3 separate regions of the Mus musculus genome follow, and all the other regions are linked to region 1. A link is a loop called in an ENCODE intact Hi-C map of the cell type or tissue named here. Cell type or tissue: heart. All regions are shown on one strand.

Region 1 (2,500 bases):
GTGAGGTTACCAAAGAAAGCAGGCATATGTATGAAATTGTTGCCACAGAAACTATCGTACTTTGTGAATTTATCATTACTCAATAAATTCTGACATTGTTGAAACATGTTCGGATGTTACATAGCTTACAACACATACATGAAGATAACATATAAAATCCAACACTCTATATGCTAACCTAAAAAATATTTTTAAGAAGCTTTCACCCTTACACTAAATCCTGGTGATGTCACACACAGGGTCTTTTCCTGGAGTTTGATGAGGGCTGCGCTGTCCACGTGTTTCGTCCCCAGCAGGGTATCTAACAGTAAGTTCTGCAAGTGACTCATGCTTCTTCGGCTCTGAACCAGAACCTGCAGCTGAAGACTCCACGAGGGACAATACAAGTGCTTCTTGTGTACGTTCCAGCTTATTATCAGTGTGTGTCCTCTAAAACGGTGGACGAGTGAAAATAGTGGTCCATCATCCAGGGTTCACCAGTACTCAGAGGGGAAGAAAAACTATTATAGAAAAATCAGAATTCACAGAATGGTTTATGAAGGTGAGTTTGAAAAAAAAATCAGAGCCTCAATATTTTTATCTATTTAATGATTTACCTGAGATTTAAAAACAAAGGTCTATGCCTATTATTTTGGGTACTCTAAGGGCAGGAAGGTCACAAGTTCAAGGCCAAAGAGACCCTGTCTTAGAAAAATAAAGATCTGCGAATAAGTCCTCCATTCAATTCTCAGCTCCGCAAAAATGAACAAACAAATAAATAAAAGTAAAATAAAGTAAAAACAAAAAAAAGCAACCAGTTATCCACAAAATCTCAAAACCACTCAAGGTGCACCACCGATTTAAAAAAGATACTCTTTTCATTCCTCCTCCTTGGCCAGCATCAACGCTGTAGACAAGACACCGGTCAACAAACCTGAGCTCTAAGACCACCTTGGAGGCTCTTTAGAGCTACATTTACTGCTCATGTGCTGCCATCTTGGACGGCCCTCAAAGGGTCAACCGCCACAAACACTCTTTTGCCGCAGGTTCCTAGTAAGGCGAACGACTCTCTCCCGCCGCTGCCTTCGGAGGACTAATTGATGGGAGGCCGGTAGCCTAACTGAATCCTGAGTCCTGGAGGCCGGGAACTAAACACAGAGTAGGGGCTACAAGAGGAGACGAGGCTCCGCTAGGGGCGGGCGTAGCACGGATCTGAAAAGCTGATTGGCTGCGATAGCTGCCTGTTAGCGCGAGACAGTTCCACTGCCTCCTTTTCGACTCGCCTCGCTCCCAGGCCAGAGGGCTGCACTGCTCCGTGCTGTTCGGCGAGGTGCGCGCGCGTTCTCGTCTTCCCGCTGGCCGAGGGGCGCGTAGGGGTGGCGCCGCGTCCCAGGAGACAGAGGTCCGAACGCCCGCGCGTTCCGAATCCAAGGTCTCGGGCTGAGGCCGCGGGCTCACTGTGGTGCGGAGAGCCGAAGGGCAGGCCCACCGCCAGAGGGGGCTGAAGGACCTGTGGAAGCCTGCGCGGCAGGACGGCCCGCGCACGCGGTCTGTGTCGGAGCCGGCGAATCGCGAATCGGGGGCCCGGTACTCCCGGGTGAGCGGGCCTGGTACCCTAGATTCATCATGGGCGCAGACCCACAAGTCTTCTTCTCCCTCACATGCAGGCCCCGGGGAGGGCTTTGGATCTCTTGGAGCTTGAAGGTCCCAAATTCCCTTCTTTCTCTAAGTTCATTTGTCAGTAGCTTGAAAGCGGCAACTCATCAGCATTCATGTCATATCAAACCTAGAAAACTGCTGGGAACTAGATTCCTAGCCAGGAGGGCTTCAAGAGAGCCCTGTTTCAAGCCAATTGGAAGGGACACATGGACGGGCAGTTTTCCAAGACTCGTTCCCTAAGTGCCCAAGGTCATGAGTGTTGATTATTAAACCGCGGAGAAAATTACTGTGAATTTTAATTACAAAATAAATGCTATTTTAGCTTTTCTAGGGACTGTGTTACTTGATGACCACAATGAAAAATAGGAGCCAAGATGATATGGTGACGGGCACACTCCCCAAGCTCAAGAGCTCCAAAGAATGGTTGGAACCACAGTCGCTTTCTTTTATGGAGGTACAGTTGTATGACTGTTGAGGTCCTTGCTTAGAGATGTGCCTTGTGCATAAGTTTTATTTTTCTTTCTATTTTACTCTATTGGATAGAACCTATCTATCCCCATTAACTCTACTAACTTTGTTACTTACTTACTTTGCTCTTTAAGAGCTTAAAGTAGAATCATATACCATTGATTATAAATTTTAACAATATAACAAAGCTGATAAAAACCTACTTAAAGCCGGGCGTGGTGGCACACGCCTTTAATCCCAGCACTCGGGAGGCAGAGGCAGGTGGATTTCTGAGTTCAAGGCCAGCCTGGTCTAGAGAGTGAGTTCCAGGACAGCCAGGGTTACACAGGGAAACCCTGTCTCGAAAAACCAACCAACCAACCAAAAACCCCTATTTAAACCTGGATATGTTGTA
Region 2 (2,500 bases), 150 kb before region 1:
AATTAACCCACTCCTTGAATTCAGAACCAATTTCATAGTAACACAAACTTCTCGATGTGCTAGCTTCATGTTTTACACTACAGGTGATAAAAGTTCAGGATCTCAGATCTCATCTCTAAAGAACTAAAGCAACTCTTGCTTCTGCAATTGTACGGACCACAACAACGCTAGTTTGACTTTTGAAAAACATTTCCTTAACAGAAATGTAGAAACCATGTCACGATGGCCATTCGACACGTTTCTTTCTACATACTCCCTTTGTAACTTGAAAGTCCTCTGCTCTCTACAAGAACCTTGGTTAGCTGGCTGGCTCGCCCTACAGCTTACAGCACCGTGTCTGATCTGCCTTGCCTACAGAGGCGTTAAGCGTTGGTTTTGTTTTTAAAGTTGGTGTCAGTGCAGCTACAAACTTTTTTCAGCATCCCTGCCTGCCTGCCTGCCAACTGGAGCTCTGTTCACTTCCTTACCAACTTGAACCACCCCCAAACTAAGTAAACTCAGACAGCGGCAAGAGCTGACACACTTTCAAGAGGGGTTTGACACCGCAGAAAACTTTCACTTCTCTCTTCTCCCCTTCCAAGCCAGGCACTGCAGCCTTAAATTCTTGCTTCCTCTAGAATTCCCTTCTAAAGCCGGGCAAGGACACGGATGGCAGAGCATTCTAATGTCCCCGAAAGGAACCCCAAGAGCCATCTCCCGTGGACTCGAGTGCTGTTCTTTACACAAAAGAACCGGGCCGGCTCAGCTAAGGTGCTGGAGTCGCGGCCCTTCGGCGGCTGCCACCCTCCACCGCACCCGCAAGACGGTCTCCGGCCAGACAAAGCCCGGGCGGCCGGGCCAGCACTTTCAAGCCTCGGCCGTGGGCCGCCGCTCTTACCCGGGCCTCGTCCAGGGCGCCGCCGCTTCCCCCGGCCTTGGCCGCCGGGCAGCTGGCCGCGCGCGTCTTAGAGGAGCGGGTCCGAGAGGAGATGAAATGGCTGCTGCCGCCGGTCGCCCCCGGCTCCGCTCCGGCTCCGGCCCCGGGCCCAGGCCCGGGCCCAGGAGACTTGGACCCGAGAAGGCGCAGAGAGCTCTTCCGGGTGTTCACCATGGTCCAGCCAGGGGGACCGGGTCCACGCCGCGCCCGCCGCTCCCGGGAGAGGCGAGGAAGGCCGGCCCGCCGGCGGGCAGGGGCCAGCGGAGCCTCGCCGGGCCGGCTCGCGTTGCCTCTCCGGGACGCAGGCCCGACAGGCTAGAGCGGAGCAGAAGCCGGCGGCGGCGCGAGGAGGCAGGGAGCGGGAGGCGGAAGCGAGGCTGCAGGCCGGCCGCGCAGACCCTGCGCCCGCTCAGCGGTCCTCAGCGGGAGCCGAGCGGAGCCGCCATGTCTGCCCCTTTCTCTCTCGTTCTCTCTCTATCGAGCTCCGTGCGTCAGGTCTCTGGCGCCGCAGGGCCGACAAGGCCGCTTCTGGACGCGGCCGCTGCGGGGCGCTGCAAGGACGCGCAGCCCTTCCTTCTGCACAGGCCCCGCCTCGACGTGACGTCAGCATCGGCGGGAGGCCTGCGGGGAGGCGCTCTGGGCTGTGAACCCCACAGTGGCCAGCTTTTGCTGCCCTGTCTAGACTGGGGGATGGGCAGAGCCGGCCAGGGCGCAGGATGGGTTTCCGCGTGGAACGTAGTCCGGACCCTTCAACGCCTGGCCAAGACCGAGGACCCCAGATTCCAGACCCCTGCGGTGGCCTGGAGGACGCCAGGAACGGCCGACCAAGCGCGGAGTAGAAGGAATGGAGAGGACGGTGCGGTGCGGAGGGGTTCCAGTTGCCTAGGTACTTTGGGCAAGACCCCTAATGAACTTGGGCTGCACATTGCATGACTGTCCAAATGATAATGGCAATGAATGAAAGAAGTCCCTGCGGTAATCCACGCAAGTTAAACTAAGAAAAAACAACTCTAGGAACTCTGCATCCTTTTTTAAACTCACTATGGAGACCAGGCTAGCCTTGAACTCTGCATTCATCCCAAGCGCCAGGATTAAAGATTTGAACCACTGAACTCAAGTGTTGTTCCCTTTGACTTTAGCCAAGTCTACCGGAGGGATTTTGCAGCATCTTTTATCTCCATCCTACCGGTGTGCAGAATTAAGACAAAACACTTCCAAAGGAAAAAAAGTCAAAGTACTATGTAATTATTAAATTAATGTAATATGGAAAGGTCTGGAATTATAGAGGGAAGAATAAATGTTCATTTCAAAGCATCACAGTTTATCTAAGATAGAGAGCCTAGTCTTTATTTGGGCAGAAATTCCCCTGATTATTACACTAAAAAAGTGAAGAGTGAATAAAGACTAAATAGCTTCATAGTTATAACATTTAGCCATGTAAGACCCCAAACAAAAAATTAATAAGCTTTGTTCAGTCCTCACTATATAGAATGTACAGAGTAGTTGTGTGTATTTATATATATATATATATAAATAAGTAAATAAGTTCAAAGCCAACTTGGTCTACATAGTGAGTTTCAGGAC
Region 3 (2,500 bases), 97 kb after region 1:
CCAGTCAGGGTCATCTTTGTTCATAACATTAATCAGCTGTCCTTTGGAGAAATTGAGCTCATCTTCGTTATTCGCCATGTAGTCATACATAGCAATCACTTGACATACTATGGAAAGAACAGAAAAGAATAAATTAAGTCTTCCTACAAGGATCAACCCTGGCCTGGAACTTAAATTATTATTAAATTCTAAAATTAGGCTAAAGCTTTTCTTTACCTGCTCTCTCCCCAATCTTCTTCCCCAGTCCGTCTCACAAAACAAAACATCCCCCAAACCTAAGCAAAAGCTAGACAAAAATCCGAGTGAAGCAGGCCCTGGTGGCGCACGCCTTTAATCCCAGCACTCGGGAGGCAGAGGCAGGCGGATTTCTGAGTTCGAGGCCAGCCTGGTCTACAAGGTAAGTTCCAGATTAGCCAGGGCTATACAGAGAAACCCTGTCTCGGAAAAAAAAAGAAAAAAAAAAAGAAAAAAAAACCAATCCGAATGAAGTACTTCACTTTAATATGATGAAGCAGCAATTTCACATTTCAAGGGGTAAAAGAGCTCTGCAGGAAGACATTCCCAGTGGTTTGCTCTGAAGCAGAGCAAAGGAAACAAGCTTTCCAAGTCTTCCAAAGGGTCAGCTAATCTAAGACACCCTGTGCTTTAACGGTCTTCTAAGACCAACCACAAAGTAGCCACTTGCATACCAGCGTGAAAAGTAGGCATGGTTCTTTCACTGCTTGGACCTAGCAGCTTTACATGGCTGGCAGGAAACCATCCCTTCTGTCGTTTCTTCCCTCTGGCCTATAAAATTAGCAAAAGAAACAATTAAAAATAACCAAGTTACCACTTAAAACCTAAAGACATATACTGGCCTTTGCCCTGGTTCCTTGGATGGAATCTAAATCTTTGGTATAACATTACTGGCAAGTGTCTTAGTGTACCTGCAAGGCTTAGGCAATGCCAAATCTAGCCATGTGATTTATGGCTGGTGCTCTGTCATGCCATATCAGCTCACTCTGGTGGCAGGGCTGGAGTGGCTTCACCATATGAACAATTAACCATACCAATGTGACAAAAGCCCCCACTAACAACTCCAGACACCAGGGCTCCCACAGCCCCTCTGCGTGGCAGTAACTTGTTTGTCATACATCCCAGGAAGAGGGGATGCTGGAGAGGGAACAGGACTTCCACTTTGGAAGCTCCTTGCAAGTTCAAGTCTACTCTTAAGGGTATGGCTCAGTGAGAGTACACCCTGCAGCCTTGTCAGTCATCAGAAAGTCATAAAGCATTTCTGGAGGCCATGTTTCCCATGGTGTTAGTTCACAGTGAACCAGAAGGTGGGAACTGAGGGCCTTAGTGAGCATCCCCAACCTGTACCCCGCTGTTCTTTAGGGTTTCTAAGGTATAGTGCCAGAGCCAACGCATTGCCACCACATGCAAACTTACATGAAAACACAGCTATAATTTCTATTATCACCTTTGAACCCTAAAGTGTATTTAAGCTAGGAAAGAAATATTAGATATGAGAGAAGAAAGCTTTTCTCTATAAAAGTACACATGGCAGCTATCTGGTAACACCTTCAGGAAAAAAATTTAAGGCTGTACTGTTTCCTTTGAGCTGCTGTTTCCAAAGCCTGAGGCCTCGGGGTGTGTGTGTGTGTGTGTGTGTGTGTGTGTGTGTGTGTGTGTAGTCCAATGGGGAGTATTTCCTCAGCACATGGCCTGTTTTGTTTTTTTCTTTTTCTTTAGAGGGGTATGGCAAGCTCGGTATCCCAGGCAGAGATGACATTTTTCTTTTTCTTTTAAGAAAATGACCTATGGCCCGTAAGTGATAAACTGAAAAATGCTTATAGGTCAATAAAACAACGTTAAAAGCAGCAGAAGACTGAAGAAAACACAATATATTTAAGTGTTGACTGATCCCTTCATATATGAGTATGACTGGGGGTGGCTTTTTTTCCTGACTCTTCATCTTTTTTATGAGTCTGAATTTTTACCTGGAAAAGAACAGTACCTGTAGCTCTCCTTGCCACCACCCGCTTGTGTTTTTCTTTAAGATTAATATTAACTGTCCTGGCGCAAGGCTGAGCTGCTCAGTCCCTGAAGCAGCATATGCTGAAGTTACTTGAGCGATCTCTGAAAAGAAGAAAACAGAACTGTAAACCCAAGATTACAACAGAGCAATGCTCATCAGAGTTCAAGGTTAATGTTATACATACCGGGTTTTTTGTTTGATGCTCCAGATTTGCTAGCATTCCCAAAATTCTACAAGGAAAAAAATAGGTTGTTTTTTTTAGTCATTTTTAGCAAACCAGAAATGACAGTCCAGGTTTATTAGGAATTAAAGATTTCTAATGCTCAGAATTCTTGTTTCTTTAAATGAAGACCAAAGTGACAATGAGCTTTGTATTAATCAAATAACTGAAGAATCCAGGGGTGGCAAAGAGGTCTGCTAACACAATATTTTATTTATGCAAATAGCTGAAGTTAACATGCACCTACATAACAGAAAGAG

What was found. Peaks named below come from ENCODE experiments on the same cell type or tissue, not always from the same donor. Only the 100,000 strongest peaks of a DNase experiment are listed, where the experiment ranks them.
Region 2: a loop joins it to region 1, with 5 times the contacts of the local background. A loop is called at or near these places in 6 of 42 quality-filtered maps.
Region 3: it touches region 1 in a loop (2.5-fold over the local background); 4 of 42 quality-filtered maps call a loop at or near these places.

What each region holds. Positions count from the first base shown.
Region 1 is chr12:4,767,982-4,770,481 of GRCm38, reverse strand. It overlaps Fam228b (family with sequence similarity 228, member B), which reads left to right and starts at 1,248. Exons shown (of 7, transcript NM_175431.5): 1 at 1,248-1,576; 2 at 1,961-2,092. The coding sequence starts at 1,985. Pfn4 (profilin family, member 4) reads right to left here and starts at 1,187. Exons shown (of 4, transcript NM_028376.4): 1 at 213-1,187. The coding sequence starts at 329. In heart, CTCF peaks have their summits at 1,252 and 1,456; a DNase peak (open chromatin) is centred at 1,211; H3K4me3 peaks cover 1,294 bases; H3K27ac peaks cover 1,225 bases.
Region 2 is chr12:4,916,299-4,918,798 of GRCm38, reverse strand. It overlaps Atad2b (ATPase family, AAA domain containing 2B), which reads right to left and starts at 1,446. Exons shown (of 28, transcript NM_001362349.1): 1 at 878-1,446. The coding sequence starts at 1,090. In heart, no CTCF peak of the experiment used is centred here; DNase peaks (open chromatin) are centred at 408 and 1,498; H3K4me3 peaks cover 2,071 bases; H3K27ac peaks cover 2,132 bases.
Region 3 is chr12:4,671,023-4,673,522 of GRCm38, reverse strand. Itsn2 (intersectin 2) reads right to left here. Exons shown (of 40, transcript NM_001198968.2): 26 at 2,205-2,250; 27 at 2,000-2,121; 28 at 690-786; 29 at 1-107. Among named protein-coding and RNA genes, the nearest start is that of Fam228a, 66 kb to the left of the region's middle. In heart, no CTCF peak of the experiment used is centred here; no DNase peak of the experiment used is centred here.